Linked DNA regions of Homo sapiens: region 1 is linked to region 2. Evidence: read pairs that join two places in POLR2A ChIA-PET (ENCODE). Cell type or tissue: B cell. All regions are shown on one strand. Each heading gives the region's core, and the rest is flanking DNA. Links, peaks and the distances in the headings are about the cores only. Region 1 overlaps IRAK3 (interleukin 1 receptor associated kinase 3). Region 2 has its middle 16 kb from the start of HELB.

Region 1 (11,335 bases), core at 2,024-10,023, 68 kb after region 2:
ATGTAAAAAATGAAACCATGAAAGTACTGGGAAAAAATGGGAGAATTATTTTATTAGATTGGTGCAAAAATTACTGCGGTTTTTGCCCAGCTACTCGGGAGGCTGAGGCAGAAGAATGGCGTGAACCCAGGAGGAAGAGCTTGCAGTGAGCTGAGATGACATCACTGCACCCCAGCCTAGGTGACAGAGCAAGACTCCGTCTCAAAAAAAAATAAAAATAAAAAAAAGTAATGTTTACTTTTAATGGCAAAAACCATGATAACTTTTTTTTTTTTTGAGACGGAGTCTCGCTCTGTTGCCCAGGCTGGAGTGCAGTGGCGTGAACTCAGCTCACTGCAAGCTCTGCCTCCTGGGTTCACGCCATTCTCTAGCCTCAGCCTCCCGAGTAGCTGGGACTACAGGCGCCCGTCACCATGCTTGGCTAATGTTTTGTATTTTTAGTAGAGACGGGGTTTCACAGTGTTAGCCAGGATGGTCTTGATCTCCTGACCTCATAATCCGCCTGCCTCGGCCTCCCAAAGTGCTGGGATTACAGGCGTGAGCCACCGCGCCTGGCCTCAAACCATGATAACTTTTAATGGCAAAAACTATAACATAAAATCTGGAATCCGCAAAAGAAAACATTGATAAACTTAACTGTCAGGCCTCTGAGCCCAAGTTAAGCTATTGCATCCCCTGTGACCTGCATGTATACATCCAGATGGCCTGAAGTAACTGAAGAATCACAAAAGAAGTGATATTTAAATGGCATGTTCCTGCCTTAACTGATGATATTCCACCACAAAAGAAGTGAAAATGGCCGGTCCTTGCCTTAACTGATGACATTACCTTGTGAAATTCCTTCTCCTGGCTCATCCTGGCTCAAAAAGCTCCCCCACTGAGCACCTTGTGACACCCCACTCCTGCCCCACAGAGAACAACCCCCCTTTGACTGTAATTTTCCTTTACCTACTCAAATCCTATAAAACGGCTCCACCCCTATCTCCCTTCGCTGACTCTCTTTTCGGACTCAGCCCGCCTGCACCCAGGTGATTAAAAAGCTTTATTGCTCACACAAAGCCTGTGTGGTGGTCTCTTCACACAGACGCGAGTGAAATTACCTATATTAAAACCATTTCTACATGTCAAAACTATAATAAGCAAAGATGAAATGACAGTATGGTAAAAAATTATTTGCGTCTCATAACATAAAAATAGGCTGATTTTCTAATAGGAATTATAAAATATTCCTTTGAACCACTAAAAAAAGCCTAATTTTAAAAAATAGGTAAGGAATATTATAAGCTACTTCATAGAAAATAAAATATATCTCTTAAATATATAAAAGGATTATTAATATCTCTCAGAAAAATTGATACTATGAGACTTGTTTTTTTGAGAGGCCTCAAATAAATAAAATATAAATGAAAGAGGCGACATTACAACTGATACCACAGAAACACTAAGGATCATAAGAGACTATTATGAACTATCGTATGCCAACAATCTGGAAAACTTAAAAGAAATAGATGGATTCCTAGAAACATACAATCCACCAAGACTGAATCATGAAGAAATAGAAAACCTAAACAGACCAATAACAACCAAGGAGATTGATTAAATAATCAAAAACCTCCCAACGAAGAAAAGTCCAGGACCATAGAGATTCTGGGTAAATTCTAACAAGCATTTAAAGAAGAATTAATACTAATCCCTGTCAAAATCTTTTAAAAAATTAAAGACGAGGGAACACTGTCAAACTTATTTTAGTAGGCCAGCATTACCCTCATATCAAAGCCAGATAAGAACACAATGAGAAAACGTTATATGCCAATATCCATGATGGCCATAGATACAAAAATCCTCAACAAATTTAGCAAGCTAAATTCAACAGAACATTTTTTGTTTGTTTGTTTGTTTGTTTTTGGAGATCGAGTCTTGCTCTGTTGCCCAGGCTAGAGTGTGGTGGCATGATCTCAGCCCACTGCAACCTCCGCCTCCCGGGTTCAAGCAATTCTTGTGCCTCAGCTTCCTGAATAGCTGGGATTGCAAGCGTGCACCACTACACCTGGCTAATTTTTATATTTTTAGTACAGATGGGGTTTCATCATGTTGGCCAGGCTGGTCTTGAACTCCTGACCTCAGGTGACCCACCTTCCTGGTCTCCCAAAGTGCTGGGATTACAGGCATGTGCCCCTGTGCCCAGTCTTCAACAGAACATTAATAGGATGAAATACCAGAGTCAAACAGGACTTATCCCTGAGAAGCAAGGATGGTTCAACATGTGCAAATATGTAAATGATACACCATATTAACAGACTGAAAAATAAAAATCACAAAACCATCTCAACAAATGCAAAAGCATTTGATAAAATTCAACATCCTTTCATGATAAAAACTCTCAACAAATTAGGTATAGAAGGAATGTATCTCAATGTAATAAATGCCATATATGACAAACCCACAGCTAACATCATACCTTAACAGTGAAAAGCTGAATGCTTTTCCTCTAAGTTCAGGAAAAAGATAAGTGTGCCCACCCTTTCCATTTCTATTCAAGATAGAGCTGGAAGTCCTAGCCAGAGCAATTAGGCAATAAAAAAGAAATAAAAGCATCCTAATTGGAAAGGTGCAAGTTAAAGGTGGCTCTGTCTACAGATGACATGATGAAAACCCAAAAGACTCCACCAAAAAAACTGTTAGAACAATAAACAAATTCAGAAAAGTTGCATAATACAAAATCAACATATAAAAATCAACTATGTGTCTATATGCTAACAATGAACAATCTGAAAAGGAAATTAAGGAAATGATCCTATTTACAACAGCATTAAAAAGAATAAAACACTTAGGAATAAATTTAACCAAGGAGGTGAAAATTTTGTGCGTTAACAACTATAGGACACTGATGAAAGAAACTGAAGAAGACACAAATAAATGGAAAGATGCATTACATACCTGAATTGAAAGAATTAATATTGTTAAAATGTCCATACTACTCAAAGTGAGCTACACATTCAACACATTTCTATCAAAATTCCAATGCCATTTTTCACAAAAATAGAAGAAAAATGCTAAAATTTATATAGAACCATGAAAGACCCAAAACAGTAAGTGAGTTTAAGAAAGAAGAACAGGCCGGGCGCGGTGGCTCACGCCTGTAATCCCAGCACTTTGGGAGGCCGAGGCGGGCGGATCACGAGGTCAGGAGATCGAGACCGTCCCGGCTAAAACGGTGAAACCCCGTCTCTACTAAAAATACAAAAAATTAGCCGGGCGTAGTGGCGGGCGCCTGTAGTCCCAGCTACTTGGGAGGCTGAGGCAGGAGAATGGCGTGAACCCGGGAGGCGGAGCTTGCAGTGAGCCGAGATCCCGCCACTGCACTCCAGCCTGGGCGACAGAGCGAGACTCCGTCTCAAAAAAAAAAAAAAAAAAAAAAAAGAAAGAAGAACAAAGCCAGAGGCATTCACGTCCTGATTTCAAACTATATTACAGAGCTATAGTAATAAAAACAGTATGGCACCGGCATAAAAACAGACTCATTGACCAATGGAATAGAATTTAAAAAAAAAAATAACAGAAATAAACCTACATATATATCATCAACTAATCTTTGAAAAGGGCACCAAGAATATACAACAGAAGAAGAAAATTATCTTCAATAAATGGTGTTGGGAAAACTGAATACCCACATACAAAATAATAAAATTGGACCTTTGTCTTACACCATATACAAAAATTAACTCAAAATGGATTAAATACTTAAATGTAAGATCTGAAACCATACAAATCTGGAAGAAAACATAGGGAAAATTTACCTTGACATTGGTCTTGGCAATGATTTTTTGGCTATGACACAAAAAGCATAGGTGACAAAAGCAAAAATGAACAAGTGGAACTATATCAAACTAAAAAGCTTCTGCACAACAAAGGAAACAATCAACAAAATGAAATGGAAACCTATGGAATGGGAGAAAATACTTGCAAACCATATATCTAATAAGGTGTTAAGATACAAAATAGTGAGGAACTCATACAATTCAATAGCAAAAAAGCAAATAACCTGATAAAAATGGGCAAATGACCCAAAGAGATAGTTTTTCAAAGAAGACATACCAATGACTAAGAGGTATATGAAAAGATGCTTAACATCACTAATCATCAGAAAAATGCAAATCAAAACCACAATGAGATATCACCTCACACTTATTAGGATGGCTATTATCAAAAAGACAAGTGATACAAGAGTTGCTGAGGGTATGGAGAAAAAGAAGTCCTTGTATGCTGTTGGTTGGAATATAAAGTGGTACAGCCATAATGGAGGTTCCTTAAAAAACTGAAAATACAACTACCATAAGATCCAACAATCTCACTTCTGGGTATGTATTAGTCCATTTTCATGCTGCTGATAAAGACATACCTGAGACTGGGCAATTTACAAAAGAAAGAGGTTTAATGGGCTTACAGTTCCATGTGGCTGGGGATGCCCCACAATCATGGTGGAAGATAAAAAGCACATCTCACATGGCGGCAGACAAAAGAACAGAGCATGTGCTGAGAAACTCCCCTTTTTAAAACCATCAGATCTTGTGAGACTTATTCACTATCACAAGAACAGTATGGGAGAAACTGCCCCCGTGATTCAATAATCTCCGACCAGGTCCCTCTCACAACACATGGGAACTATGGGAGTATATTCAGGATGAGATTTGGGTGGGGACACAGAACCAAACCATATCAGGGTACGTATGTAAAAGAAATAAAATCAGTATCTCAAAGAGATATCTGCACTCTCATGTTTAATGCAGCATTATTCACAGTAACCAAGACATAGACACAACTTAAATGTCCATTGACAGAGGAATGGATAAAGAATAAAGTGTGAGACACACACACACACACACATACACACACACACACACGATGGAATATTATTCAGCCATAAAAAGAAGAAAATCCTGCCATTTCCAACAACATGGATGAACCTGGAAGACATTATGCTAAGTAAAATAAGCCAGACACAGAAGACAAATACTGCATGATCTCACTTATATGTGGAAGCTAAAAAAGTCAAACGTAGAGAAGCAGAGAGTAGAAAAATAGTTACCAAGGGCTGGGGGTTGGGAAAAATAGACAGATGTTGGTCAAAGCAGGCAACCTTTCCATTGTACAATGAACACATTCTGGGGATCTAAAGTACAGCATGGGTGGTAATAGATGTATTAATTTGATTGTGGTGATCTTTAGACAATGTGTACATACTGTATATCAAATCACATTGTACACATTAATATATACAATTTTTATTTGTCAATTAAATATTTTTTCAAAAGCTACCCTGATAAACTATTTTCACCTATCAGATTGGCGAAAATTAAGAGGTAAGAATAAATACTAGGTTGGCAACAATGGAAAACCAGGCACTCTCATATGACTGCTTTGAAAGTAAATTGGTATAACTTATATTGGAGGACAATTTGTTATGATAAAATGCACATAACCATTTGATACTATAATTTTATTTATGAGAATTTATTTTACAGATATACTCAAATAAGTATGAAATAACATATATACAAGGTTTTCTTGTTGCAGCATTATTTCATATAATAAAATATTGGAACAAATCTAAGAAATTGTGAACAGTGGGTTATGTAAACTACTGTATAGAATATAATAGAATATGAAAATAAGCAATGTGTACAATGTGTTCATGTCACCTCTTGTGTTAAGGGAGAAAAATAAGAAAACAAAATACATATTTGCCTACACACAAAATATCTCTGGAAATATATACAAGGAACTGGTAATACTGTTACTTTGGAAAGATCAGCTGGGTGGTTGGATGATAATGGTGGGAGAAAATCTTTTCCTGGTCTATGCTTTTGTACTTTTGAAATTTTGCAATGTTTGAATCTTACTTTCATAAGCCAATAAATAAAACTCACATGTAAAAACTTTTTACTATTACAATTTTGGATTTCATTTTTTATTGACTAAGTGATATGTAAGCTTTGATGATTAGCCTCTACTATTTTGATTTCTGGTCTTCAGTATAAAAGAAAATGGATTCAGTATAATGCCTTCTCTCTTCAGCTTCCTCCCTGCTTCCCGACTTCACATCTTGGTTAAAAAAAAATCTGAAAAAGTTTCCTATTTGTAAAGGATGACAAGTGAACTCTACAGGGTTAGAGGCCTTCAATGAGGAAGGCTGCACAGCTGCAGATATGAATATGTATATGAAAACGAAGTCATTTCAATTTGTCTCCAAGGACTCTCAGACTCAGGAGTGAATTCCAGAAAAATAATATGCACATCAAAAGCGCTTGATTTCTTTGTCTAAAACTCTCTTCCTGAATAGAGTTATACTGATGAAACAGCTTCTAGACTGGAATTTCTCTAAGGAAGGAGGAAATGGTGAAATATAGACCACTCTAATGTTCTAAGTATTACTATTCAGCCATGTTAGTCACACATGATTTAACCTACTTCCTTGTGACAGTTTCCTGTTAAAATATGTTCAAGTGAATTATGTAAATGATCTATTTTAAAATGTACTTTAAGGAATATACTAAAGCAGATATCAAAATTTATTCGAAGTTCTAACATCCAACCCAAATTTATTACATGTCACGCCAAGCTCTGTGCTGTAAAATAAAAAATGAACAGAGATGAAACCCAGGCACAAAGAGGAGGAAATTCCAGAGAAAACATACTCACAGTAGTAAAACTTCAAGCTCAGATAAAAACCTCTTCCAATGCTTCTTACACTGCATTTTTTTCTCCTACATATACAGAAAGACAAGAACAAAATTAAGGAAAGGATCTGTTTCTGGGATTCTTAACCCAGGGTCTATAGTCTCCCTAAATTAGATGAACTTTTTGGTGTAAACACATATGAACACTTTTCTGGGGAGATGACATTTAGCTTTCAACAGATTTTCAACAATCCATTAGCCCCAAAAGAGATCTAGAACCAGTGTTCTTGAATTGAAGGTTTTTCATGCAGTGTATCGCCATGTTAACTCTTTCATCATATTTTGCACACATTTACATAAATTCAAAAACATTCTATGTATTCAAAGACAATCCCATGACAGCTAGAACCTCCCCAACTTGATCTTATAAAGAATCCAACTTGTGTTATTTCTATTCTGCTACAAAATTTCACTAATTTGGTGTTTATGACTTGGGTTATTTGGATATGTCAGTTCAAGTTTACCTTTGCCTTTTGAAAAGATGGGCTTACTAAGCAAATAAAAATATAACTCTTTACTTTCAAGAAGCTTTAGAAGATAGCCCAGAGCCTGACACATGAATATTTTAATGAGTTCAGTAACATTGTACTGAACACCTACTCTGTCCCTAGCACTGTTCTTGATGCCTTCATATATCTTAGGTCATTGCATGTCTCTGGATCTCAGGTTTCCAACTTCTACCAAAAGAGTTAAATTAAGTATGCTCCTAGGTCTCACCAGTTGTAACGTTCTATCATTTGCAAATTGCTAGAGAAGGTGGAGTTTTGGAGTTCTGCCCTCAGGAATAAAGGGAGAGAAATTCAACAGGAATTTTGGAAACTATTTTCCAAGTTGAACTAGGAAGTCAGAAACAATAAATCAGGCTAAAAAATCATTTTCAAGGACCATTTTATCAGAATTTACATTTTACAAGACCATTGTCCTGGGAGCCAGATGGGTTGGATTTTCCGCCCATCTCTAACACTCGCTATTTGTGATTCTTTGTCAGTCACTTAACTTCCCTAAGGCCATAGTTTTCCAGTCTGAAAAATGAAGGAGTCGGTTTTTTTGTTTATGCTAATGTAGCACTCTAACACCCTGTTGCTTGAAATGTGGTCTATGACCAAAAAACCCCAGCTTCATTAGGAGCTGCCGAGAAATGGCAAATCCAGGGCTCCTGTCAGATCTGCTGAATCAGAATCTGCATTGTAAGATGATTCCCAGGTGATTAAAGTTAGAGAAGCACAGATCTAACACACCTAGTACAATTTCCCACCTCAGTCCCTCTAAGAAAAGTAATTGGTAATGAACCAATGTTACAAAACTGCATTTCTTTAACAATGTTCTGTGGCTAAGGCTTCATTAAATGCTCTCATTTTTTCCTGATAAGTGTGTGTGTGTGTGTGTGTGTGTGTGTGTGTGTGTGTGTGTGCATGTTGGGTTAAAATAGGGGGCGGAGATAAAAGCAGAAGGGCAAAGTCCGGCCATACTTTCATTTACCACCTTAAGAGAAAGTTAAAATGTATGTAGAGACAGTAAGACTTTGTACACACCTTGGTAATCTCAGGTATTTTTACTCGTAACAACTAGCAACTAAATTCTTGAAAAGGGTATGTATGCTGCATTCAATTTATCCAGCAAACATTTACTGAGCTACTATGGGCAAGGCCCTGTAATAAGGCACTAGGATACAAAGACAAATAAGAGCTCTTCAAAAAAAGCTGCCCAGTCCTTTGAGAGAGGTGGGTGAATAACGTAATGCTTTGATGCTATTGCTACACATAGGAGTGTCACCCAAACCACACTGGAGGGGTCAAAGACAATCCAGGAAATAACACCTTTCTTTAAGAAAGAAAGGGAAGGGGTTCTAGAAGCAATCAATACCATTCAGACTCATGGAAAGAAAACTCCCAAAAGGGAGTGTGATTTGGTGGCAGCTGCAGAGAGAGTAGGAAAGTAGACTGGACGGACCCTTTGGGGATGGGGTCCTGAGGCTCAACCATAAGACAATGTACGAATTGGGGCCAGGGACACATTGGCATTAAGAAACAGGCTTTAGCTTGGCCACCTCTAGAGCAACCACATTCTATTTGTTGAATAGTTGGGCCAGCTGGTTGTTTCTTTAGCAGACTGTTCATCTTCTCAGTAATTTTGAGATTTCTATGTACAATTAAGTAGTACTAAATGCAATTTGGAGAAATGGAGAAATTAGGTAAATAATTTTTAAAACGGTACGGTAATGCAAGCTGCAAACTCGGAATCACCTTGAAACCCTCCTTCTTCCCCACTCCTATCCAACAGATAATCAGATGTGGTCCACTTCACCTCGTCTCTTAGACATGCTTTCTCCTCTGCATCCTCACTGACTTTGCCCAGGCTAACAGCATTAACTCTCAACAGTGGCTACACATGTGAACCACCTTGGGACCTTTTAAAAAATACTGGTGACTACCATTTTTTTAAAAGTTCATTTTTTTAAAGGCCCATTTTTTTAAAAGTCAATTTTTTTAAAGGCTCATTTTTTTAAAAAGCTCCTAGATAATTCTAATATATAGTCAGGGTTGGGAACACGGGTTTATACCCTGTCCATTTCTTGGTTTGCACATCTGAAATATCCCTCTACCAGGTCTTTCTGCCTCCAGTCTGGTGGTTTTGTTTTGTTTTGTTTTGTTTTGTTTTTGATAGGGTCTTACTCTGTTGCCCACACTGAAATGCAGTGGCGTGATCTTGGCTCACTGCAACCTCTGCCTCCTGGGTTCAAGCAATCCTCTCACCTCAGCCTCTCGAGTAGCTGGAACTACAGGCAGGCACCACCACACCCAGCTATTTTTTTTTTAATTTTTTTTTTGTATTTCTTGGTAGAGACAGGGTTTCACCATGTTGGCCAGTCTGGTCTCGAACTCCTGACCTCAAGTGATCCGCCCACCTCAGCCTCCCAAAGTGCTGGGATTACAGGCATGAGCCACCATGCCCAGCCTGCCTCCAGCTAGCTCTTGCCATCTTTCCCCCAATTCTTCTGCCAACTTCCAATCCACTATCTAACCTAGAATCTAAGTCATATTTTAACAACACAAATCTTTCAGTCTCCTACTTAAAAATCACCCACAGACTTAATATCTTTCCAGCATCCTCTTCTCACCATCTTCCCTACACCCAGTCCGCTGCACTGAATGAAATGCTATTCATGAGGAAGACCTACGTTTTCATACACACACCTCCAGGTCTCTGCAACTGCTATTTGTTCCACCAGGAATGTAATTCCCCTCCTTTACTGCCTGCCAAAATTCTACTCATCCTTCAAAATCCAGCTGGATGGTTTCCCCATTTGTTTTTGAGAACTGTTTACTGAGTGGTTACTCTGGCCAGATACTCTTCTGGGTGCCAGACACAGCCCTCCTCTGGGAGGAGAGAGTCGCTATCTTTTTTTTTTTTTTTTTTAATTAGTAGACTTTATTTTTTAGAGCAGATTTAGATTTACAAAAAATTGAGAGGAAAGTAAGGCGTTCCCACACACATGCACACAGCTTCCCAATTATTAACATCTCACACCAGTGAGGTACATTTGTTAAAATCAATGATCTTAAGTTGACATATCATTATTACCGTAGTTTACACTAGAGTTCACTCTTAGTGTGGTATATTCTATGGGTTTTGACAAATATATGATAATATGTATCCACCATTACAGTATCAGAGTAGTTTCACTGCCCTAAAAATCATCTGTGCTCTGCCTATTCATCTAACCCTTACCAAACACCCAGACACCATATTTTACTGTCTCAATTGTTCCTCCTTTTCCAAAGTGTCATATACTTGGAATCATATGGTATGTAACCTTTTCAGATAGACTTCTGATATGGTTTTGCTGTGTCCCCACCCAAATTCATCTTGAATTGTAGCTCCCACAATTCCCACGTGTTGTGGGAGGGGCCCAGTGGGAGTTAATTGAATCATGGGGGTGGGTCTTTCCAGTGCTGTTCTTGTGACAGTGAATAAGTCTCACAAGATCTGATGGTTTTAAAAATGGGAGTTTCCCTGCACAACTTCTCTCTTGTCTGCATCGTAAGGCGTGCCTTTCATCTTCTGCCATGATACTGAGGCCTCCCCAGCCATGTGAAACTGAGTCCATTAAACCTCTTTTTCTTTTTTTTTCTTTTTTATTTATTTTTTAATTTTACTTTAAGCTCTGGATACATGTGCTGAACATGCAGGTTTGTTACATAAGTATACATGTGCCACGGTGGTTTGCTGCACCTATCAACCCATCATCTAGGTTTTAAGACCCGCATGCATTAGGTATTTGTCCTAATACTCTTCCTCCCATTTCCCCCAACCCCCCAACAGGCCCTGGGTGTGTGATGTTCCCCTCCCCTCTGTGTCCATGTGTTCTTATTGTTCAACTCCCACTTACAAGTGAGAACATGCAGTGTTTGGTTTCCTGTTCCTGTGTTCGTTCGCTAAGGATGATGGTTTCCAGCTTCATTCATGTCCCTACAAAGGACATGAACTCATTCTTTTTTATGGCTGTGAGAGTTGCTATCTTTTATGTGCTTCTGTGATCTTTTGTACAATTCTCGCTAAAGTACCTCTTTTACAACAGTTTAATCTTTTGTTTTCCT
Region 2 (11,335 bases), core at 2,272-10,271:
ATATGAAGAACTAGGTTGGAATAATGATGAGCAAAAAGGGAAAGAATGACTGAAAGGGAGACAGGAAGGAGAATGTGGAAAGATAATGTGATGAAGATATGGACAGCAGATGCAGGGGAGTTTCAAAAGAGTTGGAAAATTCTCCTTTAAAAAACAAAGCCATAATGCAGTAATAACTCGTGTTACACAATGCAGAATTCATTAAAGAATGCAAAATCTCTGAGATTTTATTTTTGATGTAAGAAAACATAGGCTGTGAGTGGTGGCTCATGCTGTAATCCCAGCACTTTGGGAGGCCAAGGCGGGTGGATCACCTGAGGTTAGGAGTCTGAGACCAGCCTGGCCAACATGGTGAAACCCATTCTCTACTAAAAATACAAAAAATTAGCCGGGCGTGGTGGCAGGCACCTATAATCCCAGCTGCTCGGGAGGCTGAGGCAGGAGAATTGTTTGAATCTGGGAGGCTGACGTTGCAGTTAGCGGAGATGGTGCCACTGCACTCCAGCCTACGTGACAGAGCAAGACTCTGTTTTTGTTTTTGTTTTTTTTCTGAAAACAAACAAACAAAAAAACCCCAGAATTTGGAGAGTACAAAGACAATGCTTTCACACTCAGAAAACAGAACAATTTTATATATTTAACTTCCTCCCTTAATTATAAACAACAACAATTATAATGGCTAATACTGAGTGTTTACATTGTGCTTTCCACACATCACAAAGTCCTCTCCTTCAATTAACTCATTTACTCTTCACAAAAGCCTCATGAAATAGTTAACATTAAAGCATCTATCTTACTTATGAGGAAACTTCTGCTGAGAGGTTAGATAACTTGCTTAAAGTTGGGAGTGGCTGAACCATGACTTGAACCTAAGAAGTCAGGCTCCAGTGACCGTGCTCTTTGCTGCTACATGTTCAGGCACAGCTCTGTGTTCTAAATATCTCTGCATGCACCCAGGAACCAACCTGGGGCTGTGAGGAGGCATACACTGCAGCATAGTATCAATCTCCTTGATTTGTTGCCTCTCTTTTGTTTGAGATTTGTAAAACAGATACACACTTCTCTGGGACCTTAGGGTAAAACCACAACAGTTGCAAAGTTACCACAACCTCTTGTCATCTCTAAGTGACAAATAACTTGAATTGCAAGGTTACTTGTTTTTTACACTGCTGCTGGATGAGCCTGTAAGAACTCTGTACACAGGGGTCTAAGATAAATAGCACATTGATATGGCTTGGCGGTGTCCCCACCCAAATCTCATCTTGAATTGCAGCACCTGTAATTCCCACATGTCTTGGGAGGAACCTGGTGGGAGGCAACTGAATCATGGGAGTGGGTCTTTTCTGTGCTGTTCTCGTGATAGTGAATAAGTCTCGTGAGATCTGATGGTTTTAAAAAGGGGAGTTCTCCTACACAAGCTCTCTTGCCTACCACCATGTAAGACATCCTTTGCTCTTCCTTTGTCTTCTGCCATGATTGTGAGGCCTCCCTAGCAATGTGGAACTGTGAGTCCATTAAACCTCTTTCCTTTTAAATTACCTGGTCTCAGGTCTTTAAATCAGTCTTTATTCACGGCGTGAGAACAGACTGATATATGCTACATACAGGATAAATAAATGTTCTTTACCTCTTTCCTGGGTGGCTCTGTTTTGGAGAGATTATTGTTGGCTGACATCTTTCCCATAATATTTGGCCATAAGTTTTTATTTTGAGAGAAACTACTTTTGTCCAACTCTTCAAAAACTCCACCTATGATCTCTTTGCTAAATGATATCATTGTTGAAGTACAGCAGTAAGCACAAGATTTAAGCATTTCTGATTTAAGCACTACTCCCCGAATTGTGTTTTTCCTGGTTTTCTGAAATATCTCTATGAGGGCCAGGCATGCTGGCTTACGCCTGTAATCCCAGCACTTTGGGAGGCAGAGGTGGGTGGATCACTTGAGGTCAAGAGTTCAAGACCAGACTTGCCAACATGGTAAAACCCCATCTCTACTAAAAATGCAAAACATACAAACATCAGGCAGGCATGGATGGTGGCAGGTGCCTGTAATCCCAGCTACTCAGGAAGCTGAGGCAGGAGAATTGCTTAAACCCAGGAGGCGGAGGTTGCGGTGAGCTGAGATCACACCACGGCACTCCACCCCAGGCGATCCCCATGTCACATTCAGGGCCATCCCTGGGGATATTTTGCAGGTGCTCTGTCATGTAAACAGCTTAAGCCATTCCAAATCTATCTGTCGATACCATTTCAGTAGCTCAACTGCACAGAAACCTTAAAATACATACATACATACATACATACATACATACATACATACATACATACATATATGCATACATACTGTATTACCCAACGGGAGTTACTGGCTTGCCAGGTCACCCTCCCAAAACCTGGGCCTGGCCAGAGAATACCAGAGTGACTGTATAGGCAGGCTTCATGGAACTCCTCAGTGTATCTGGTTGACCTCATCCATGGGACAGAGGGTTAGAGAGCACCCCAAATGGAAGAACAAGGATGGGGGCCCACATGGGGTTCCAACCCAAGTTTGCAACACCCCACCCAGATGGCACTGCCAATATCAGCTGGTCCCAAGTACCAGAGGAAGTCTTAGAAGATTTGAGGAAAGCACTTCAAAGAATGGAGTCCCCTGAGGCCAGGTTAAGAACCCTGCTTACTCCAGTGTAAGAGTCATACCAACACCCGACTCTATACCTTTCTCCCCTAACTTATTATGACTTCCTCCTGATTGGCTGCACAACTTCTACATTCTTTCTTTTTGTGTCAATCAACCTCATAGTGTACATGTATTATTAATATATTACTATCTTACACTGCACCTTGTTCCTTCTTATTGATTTTATCAAACATAACCTCCTCTGTTGTAGTCCTCAATTAGATATGGTCTAGACCCAATCCCCTCTCATCTACTCAGGGATATCACTTCAGCAATTCTCCCTTCTTTCTTATATCATTTACTTTTCTCTTTTTTGAATTATTTCCATCAGCACACAAAAATACAGTTGCCTTTGCCATCTCAAAAGATCCTTTCTTTGGGAGGCCGAGACAGGTGGATCACTTGAAGTCAGGAGTTCAAGACCAGCCTGGTCAACATGGAGAAACCCCATCTCTACTAAAAACACAAAAATTAGACCAGGTACAATGACTCACACCTGTAATCCCAGCACTTTGAAAGGCCGAGGCAGGCGGATCACCTGAGGTCAGGAGTTCGAGACCAGCCTGGCCAACGTGGTGAAACCCCATCTCCACTAAAAATACAAAAAATTAGCCAGGCATGGTGGCTTCGGCCTGTAGTCCCATCTACTCTGGAGGCTGAGGCAGGAGAATCGCTTGAACCCAGGAAGGAGAGGTTGCAGTGAACTGAGATTGCACCACTGCACTCCAGCCTGGGCAACAGGGTGAGACTCCATCTCAAAAAAATCAATCAATATAAATAAATGAATGAATACATAAATACACAAAAATTAGCCAGGCATGGTGGTGCACATCTGTAGTCCCAGCTACATGGGAGGCTAAGGCTGAAGAATCACTTGAACTCGGGAGCGGAGGTTTCAGTGAGCTGAGATCGTGCCACTGCACTCCAGCCTGAGTGACAAAGCAAGACTCTGTTTCAAAAAAAAAAGAAAAAAAATTTTGTTTGTCCTCCCCTCCCCACCAGCTACCTTCTCATTTCCTTGCTCCTGCAGCAAAACCACTTGAAAGGGCTATCTGTACTTATTATCTGCTCCTCCTCTCCTTCAGCACCGACTCAGCTTGAGTTCCGGTTGTACTCTGCACAGAGGCATTTGGTAGAGAAGAAGGGCACAGATGGAGACTAATATCTACTCCATTCTCTGCTTGCCAGGCAGAAAGCTTGACATAGGACTTTGTCATGGTTGGAGAAGAAACATTTGGAAATTGGTTTATCCAGAAGCACCACCTTTTTCAATTGGCCAGCCTGAAGCAGGCCCCTCTTCTAATTCTAGAAAAGGTCCTGCATGTGTTTAGGATAGACTTGTTCTCCTGGTCTTTGTTAGCCCACTTCAATGAGGTTTCCAACCCAACACATCCCTGAAATTCCTCTGGTGCAGGGTCACCAGTGACTTCCACATGGCTAAATGCAATGGTTAGTACATTTGTTTTCTATTGCTGCTATAACAAATTACCCCAAACCCAGTGGTTGAAAACAACACAAATTTATTATCACCCAGTTCTTAAGGTCAGAAGTTTAAAATGGGGAAGCAGGGCTGCTTTCCTTCTGGGTGCTCCAGGGTACAATCATTCCTTGCCACATCCCTCAGACCTCTGTGTCCACGGTCACACTGCCTTCTCTGACTTTGACTCTGAATCTTTTGCCTCCCTCTTATAAGGACCCTTGTGATTACATCGGGCCCACATGGACAATCCAGGATAATCTCCCCATCTCCAGATCCTTAACATTAACCACATCTCCAAAGTTCTTCTTGCCATGTAAGACAATATAGTCACAGGTTCTGGGGATTAAGATGTGGACATCTTTGTGGGGCTGGGAGGACATTAATTAGCCTACTACAGTTGTTCTCAGTTGTTCTCTTATTGACCTGTCAGCAGTATTTGATGTCCCTGATCTGTCCTTCTATCTGAACACATTTTCATCTCTTGGTTTCTGGCATGCCGCGATCTTTCAGTTGTCTCCCTCCTTCATGGCTGCTCTGTCTGAGTAGCCTCCTTGGCCTTCCTTACTTTCCATGACCACTCTGTCCTTAGTCTTCTCTTATCTGTCCAGACTCCATTCACTCTTATGGCCTTGAGTATCACCTATATGTTGTGGTTCTTATATTTATATCACTGTCTATACATCACTGTTTTCTTTCTTCTTCTTTTTTTTTTTTTTTTAGACGGAGTCTCGTTTTGTCGCCCAGGCTGGAGTGCAGTGGCACAATCTCGGCTCACCGCAACCTCCGCCTCCTGGGTTCAAGCGATTCTCCTGCCTCAGCCTCCCGAGTAGCTGGGATTATAGGCACGTGCCACAGTGCCCAGCTAATTTTTGTATTTTTAGTAGAGACAGGGTTCCACTGTGTTGTCCAGGCTGGTTTTGAACTCCTGACCTCAAGTGATCCACCTGCCTCGACCTCCCAAAGTGTTGAGATTACAGGCGTGAACCACTGCGCCCGGCCTTATACATCACTTTTAAACTACAAACTTGTACTTCCAACTGCCTGCTTAACATCGCCAGTTAAATATCTTTTAAAACTTGACAGGATCAAACAGGAATTCCTGACCATTCTTCCTCCCCAGATCTGCTCTACCTACAGTCTTCCCCATCTCAGTTAATGGTAACTTCATCCTTTGGTTGCTCCCGCCAAACTCTTTGGAGTTAATCCTAACTTTTCTCTGTTTCCTGCGTCCCATGCACAATCCATCACCAAATCTCATTGGCTCTACCTTCGAAACATACCCAGAATCCAATCACTTCTCACCACCTCTGCTGCTCCCACCCTGGTCTCAGCTGCCTCCCTCTCTGTGCTGGCTTATTCCAATAATCTCCTAACGGACCTCCTGCTTCCAATTTTGCTTCCTACAGCATTTTTTTTTTCCAGTGGAGCTGCTATAATGATTCTTTTGAAACAGGTCAGATTGTATTAACTCCTTTGCTCAAAACCCTGCAAGAGCTCCACATCACACTCGCAGTGAAAGCAAAGCCTATTAGGCCTTACATGCTCTGCCCTTCCATCAGTCTCTCTGGCCTTCTCACTTCCTGCTCTCCCTTTGCTCATTTTGCTTCAGCTACACTGGCCCAGCCCCCTTGTTGTTCCTTGAACACATCAGATATGATTCTCCCAGAGAGTTCTTGAACTGTCTCCTCTCTTTGTCTAGAATAGTTTTCCCAGGGAACTGTGTGGCTAACTCCCTCGCTATCTTTGTGTTTTTGCTTAAGAAAAAAGATTATCATCTTCTCAATGGGGCTTACTCTGTCCAGCAGACCAAAGGCCCTTTGTGGCAATGTGAATTGCTAGAAACTTTTGAAATTAATTATATAATGTCTTTTTTTTTTTTTTTTTTTGAGACAGAGTCTTGCTGTTGGCCAGGCTGGAGTGCAGTGATGCGATGTCAGCTCACTTCAACCTCTGCCTCTTGGGTTCAAGCGATTCTCCTGCCTCAGCCTCCCAGGTAGCTAGGACTACAGGCAAGTGCCACCACGCCCAGCTAATTTTTTGTATTTTTTTTTTTTTTCAGTAGAGACAGGGTTTCACCATGTTATCCAGTATGGTCTCGATCTCCTGACCTCGTGATCTGCCCGCCTTGGCCTCCCAAAGTGCTGGGATTACAGGCGTGAGCCACTGCACCCAGCCGATTATATAATGTCTTTTAAAATCTATCAACACATTCTTTAATATAGCACTTCCATGTTGGAGAATCTCTCCTATAGAAATGAGAGCACCACTGTGCAAGAATATTTATTGTACTATTTCTCATAGGCCAAAAGCAACTAGAAACAATCAGATTGCTCATCAATAGAAAAATTATTGAATTTATTATGGTAAATCAAATTAAAAAACATTATGTAGTGATTAAAAAGAATTAAGTTAGAAGCTTAAGGATGTCAGTGCTGTCTAATTAAGTAAAATGGCACATTGCAGAGTAATGTGTAAAGTATTATTAGCTTTTTGAAAAACAACAGCAAAACAAAAGTCTGCATAACTGTTTTAAGACCATGGTAGAAGTGTAACTGGGTACACACTAAGCTGTCAACATCAGTCACCAAGATGATATGAGAATAGAATAGAATAAAGTAGGAAATAATTGACTTTTTCATAAAATACTTTTGTATTGTTTTTTTCATTAACATGCACACAATTCAGTAATTAAAATTAATTTTTTAGTTTAAATAATGATTTTAACATCAAATCTTTTTTTTTTGTCTTCTCACTAGTGGTTGCTGAGAAGAACCCTACCTGATTAATGAGAGTCAGGCTACTATTCTATTTGCCTTTATTATACACTAAACTCTGGTTGTATCTACCAATTTTTGTACCTTGGTGCTCACCTACTATAGAAATCAGGTACTATAGGAATCTACTAATTTTTGTATCTTGATGCTCACCTACTATAGGAATCAGCTCTCTTGGAAATTCAAGGAAACATTCCTCTTCAGTTTATATTGAAGATAATCATCTAATCTTCCTTATCCCTGCTGGCTCCATCCTTTACTCCTCACCCCCGTTCCTCAGCTCTAGCCAGAACTGTTTCTGTTGTAAAGGTAATATTTTATAGGCTTGTACACACTCAGTGTGCAAAAATATGATTTTCTTTACTTTGCTAAGGCTGAACTTGAGTTTTGTATCAGGCTCCTATTCTTCCTGATTAAAAGAACAAATCTAGTCAATTCAAGTAACTCAGTCAGTTTAAAGTGTTTTTTTTTTTTTCCATGTCAGGTTTAATATCTATCAGGATTTTCTTATTCCTGCTTATTCATTCTGGGGTAGCATCCATGTTCTATGGATTCATGGCCCTGTAGGAAATATCTGCAATTGTCCTTTTCCCTGTGCCAGCGTTTGCTGAGGTGTACAAGTCTTATCTAACCCTGAGCATGGTTGTCTCTCCTCTGGTACCCACTGAAGGCTCCATGGCCCTATCTGGTCCAGGGCTGCAGGGTCCACACCATTTTTCACTATGGTGCTTCCATGTCACAAATGCATGCCAATTTCGGGGCCCACATCCTTGTCTCAAACAAACACTGTGTCTTTTCTTGGGGACTCAGGGAAATTTGCCCATTCTCAAGGCTGCAGGAAAAGTGATAGAGCCACCTCAAGGCATCTTGCCATTAGCACGTCATCCAGCCATCCACAGCCTGAGTTCTCTTGCACCACAGTGCTACAGGGAACTCTCCTGAGGCTGTTGCCTTCCAGCATCCCAGACAGAAAGCAGGCTACAAGTCCTCCCTTCTCAAATCCTCAGACTTTTCTGAGGGCCACCCTCCCACCCTGTCTTGGAGTTAAGATCATGAAGGTGAGCTCTGCCTTCCTTCTAGGAAGTCCGGCCAATGACTAACTCACCTGCTTCCTTTCCTTCTCTTCTTCCACCCCTATCTGGCACTAAAAAGACTGTTTTCTAGTGTTGGAACATTGTGTAAGGGGCACTGCAGAGTGGTGGGGGAGCTTGGTCAGCAGGCTTTCTCATATCTTTCTGCACTGATTTTTTTCAAACAAAAGCCAAGAATTTGATATTTAACATCAGCTGCCTGGTCTGTGGAAGGGAAGTAGTTCTCAGGGCACTGAATGAGTGAAGAAAGTCAATGAATTGGAAAGTGCAGAAAGCTCACTGGTTAAAACTTCTCATATTATCATGCCCAATGTCTATACTCATTTAGCCCTTCTGACCTTGGCATCTAGCTTGCTTCCTATGACCTCATCAGTCCACTTTTATTCATTCGAGTATTTGCTGATCACCTGCTATGTCTCAGGCACTGTGCTAGATGTAGAGTTGCAGATGGACAAAGCATGGTCCTTGCCCTCAAGAAGGAGCTCGTAGTCTAATGGGGAAGCAGCCTTGTAAACAACAAGTGCAAGGAAGTGTTAGAGGCACTAGGTTAGGTTACAGATAGACAATGCTTTCTATTAGCTGAATCTGTAGAAACTGAGTCAGCTGACAAGGTAGAGGAAAGAGCTTTCCAAATAGAGGGAATAGCAGATACAGAGAAAGAAGAAGCGAGCATGATTTTAGCAGCTACAAGGAGCTGGGGAGAGGAAGGTGGAAAGTCAGGCAGCACCTGGATTATGGAGGCTCTCAAATGCCATACTAAGGGGTATTAACTTTGTACTATAGACCAGTGGATTTTAAACTCAGGATCCATGGACCTTTGAGACCATGGAAGAGCTTCATGTGGGTCTATGATTTCCCCCAGATACTGCATATAAAATTTATAAGAATTAGGTATGGATTTTTCTGAGGTCTGCAGTATTTATTAGGGGATGGAGGCTCTACAGAAGATAAAAACCGCTGGATTAGAAAATGGGAGGCCACAGGAAAGGAACAGAGTAGAAAACAGTCATTAAGAGCGTAAGCTCTGGAGTTGGAATATCAGAGGTGCTTAACCAATTTCCTACTCTGCAAAAGGGTGACCATGATAGTACCTCATGGGGCTCTTTGAAGGATTAAATGGGATAAATATGTCATGGTAACTGACACATAGTGAGTTCTCAAACCGTGATTATAATGATCAACATCATCATGTCATTACATCTGTAGGATGATTACTCTGGCCACAGAGTGGAGTGAGGAAGACTACTTAGGAAACACTTGCAATAGTCCATGTAAGAGAAAATGAGAGGCTACACAGAAATTGCAAACTGGCAGCCCAAGGACACAATCTAGCCCACAGGCATTATGTATGTGTGTTGGAGGTAGGGACAGTGTATGTTTACTTCCTATTCAATATATAAGTTATTTAAAAAATTGAACTACTTGCCCCACTTAAAAAGATTTCACGTTAAAAATGTAGGTTTCTTTTAAATTTAAAATATCTGGGAATACTGGGCCTTTGTTCTCGCAGGAGAGAGTCTGTTTAAACTAAGTACTCTGTGCTCCCTTTAAATAAGGTCTATTGTCTCTAATTGGTCCTAGTCATAACTGTTCCCTGTTAATGACACATGTCCTGTCTTACTTGTTTTCTGTGAATCTATGACTACAGGCCTAAACTAAAGCAAAGGTTTTAGGATGTTGAGGAGGTGATGGGTTCAAGGAATGTTAAACAACAGAGTTGAGAGGGTTTGATGGCCAACTGGATAACGGGGATAGGGACAAGGTAATTTGAATGGATCACAATGTCACTATCTAAGACATAAAATACAGGAAGGGCAACTAGTTTGGAGGAAAGATGGGCAAGATCATAGCTCGGAGGTAGACAGCTTAAGATGTCTGTGGAACATATGGAAAGAGATATCTAGATAACAGTTGAATATATAGATCTTAGGGAAATGATCAGAACTAAAGACAAAGATTTTCGAGTCAAAGATGTAGTTTTTACAGTAACTAAAACAATAATAATTGATGAGATTGTGCAGGGAGAATGAGAAAGGGTGTGAACTCTAAGGAACATTCCTTTTTAAGGGTAGAATAGGGGAAGACACTAGCAAAGAAGACAGAAGGAACATTCAGGAGGAGCAGGGTACAGCCTGGAGGGGAAAAGGTCATAGAAGTCAAGGACCTAAAGAGTTTCCAGGAGAAAATGGTCACTAGCTGATATAGTTTGGCTGTGTCCCCACCCAAATCTCATCTTGAATTGTAGCTCCCATAATCCCCATGTGTCATGGGAGGAACCCCATGGGAGGTAACTGAATAATGGGGGTGGGTTTTTCCCGTGCTGTTCTCACGACAGTGAATAAGTCTCACGAGATCTGATGGTTTTATAAAGGGCAGTTCCCCTGCACATGCTCTCTTGCCTGCTGCCATGTAAGACATGCCTTTGCTCCTTCTTCATCTTCCACCATGATTGTGAGGCCTCCCCAGCCATTTGGAACTGTGAGTCCATTTAACCTGTTTTTCTTTATAAACTACCCAGTCTCAGATATTTCTTCATAGCAGTATGAAAATGGACTAATACACTAGCCAAATGTCACAGAAGGTCATATTTAGACCTTCAGAACCTAATCTGAGACATATATTAAAAAGAATCGGATTCACATCCCAGTCCTATCACAAGCTTAGCATGAGACCTTATGCAAGTCCTTTCAATTCTGGGCTCAGACACCACATCCATAAATGAGGAGGTTGGACCAGGAGATTGATAAACTAAGGTCTTTCAAGTGTTAACATTTTAGGATTCTTAGAAACCTGCCCTCCTCGCCAGTTATCACCATTCATTCTTCCTGCAGCCATGCTGCTGCAAATGTGTCTGTGTGTGTTTCTTTTTTCTTTCTGTCTTTTCTTTTTAATTCTTCTTCTTCATTTTTTTTTTTTTTTTTTTTTTTTTTTTTTGAGACAAGGTCTCATCCTGTTGCCCAGGCTGGAGTGCAGTGGCATAATTACAGCTCACTGCAACCTTGACTTCCCAGGCTCAGGTGATCCTCTATGTCAGCCTCCCAACTAGCTGAGACTACAAGTGTGCACCACCATGACCAACTAATTTTTTATTTTTTGTATTTTTTTCAACATGTTGCCCAGAATGGTCTCAAACTCCTGACCTCAAGTGATCCACCCACCTTGGCCTCCCAAGTGCTGGGATTACAGGTGAAAGCCACCATGTCTGGCTTCTGTTTGTGTTTCTGTGGCTTCTATACACAGCATGTGACTGAGGTTAGACTCTGTCAGCTCAGCTTGCATCCAAAAAGGAAGCAGCCAAGCGTGCTCTGAAAGA

Evidence for each region. Peaks named below come from ENCODE experiments on the same cell type or tissue, not always from the same donor. Only the 100,000 strongest peaks of a DNase experiment are listed, where the experiment ranks them.
Region 1: POLR2A ChIA-PET joins it to region 2 with 9 read pairs; 2 of 35 experiments call an interaction of 5 or more read pairs at or near these places.

Annotation. Positions count from the first base shown.
Region 1 is chr12:66,212,600-66,223,934 of GRCh38, reverse strand. IRAK3 (interleukin 1 receptor associated kinase 3) reads right to left here. Exons shown (of 12, transcript NM_007199.3): 6 at 6,700-6,764. Among named protein-coding and RNA genes, the nearest start is that of IRAK3, 29 kb to the right of the region's middle. RefSeq lists enhancers at 169-668, 669-1,170. In B cell, for the core only: no CTCF peak of the experiment used is centred there; a DNase peak (open chromatin) is centred at 6,374; H3K27ac peaks cover 1,847 bases.
Region 2 is chr12:66,280,719-66,292,053 of GRCh38, reverse strand. No RefSeq gene overlaps it. Among named protein-coding and RNA genes, the nearest start is that of HELB, 16 kb to the left of the region's middle. In B cell, for the core only: no CTCF peak of the experiment used is centred there; no DNase peak of the experiment used is centred there.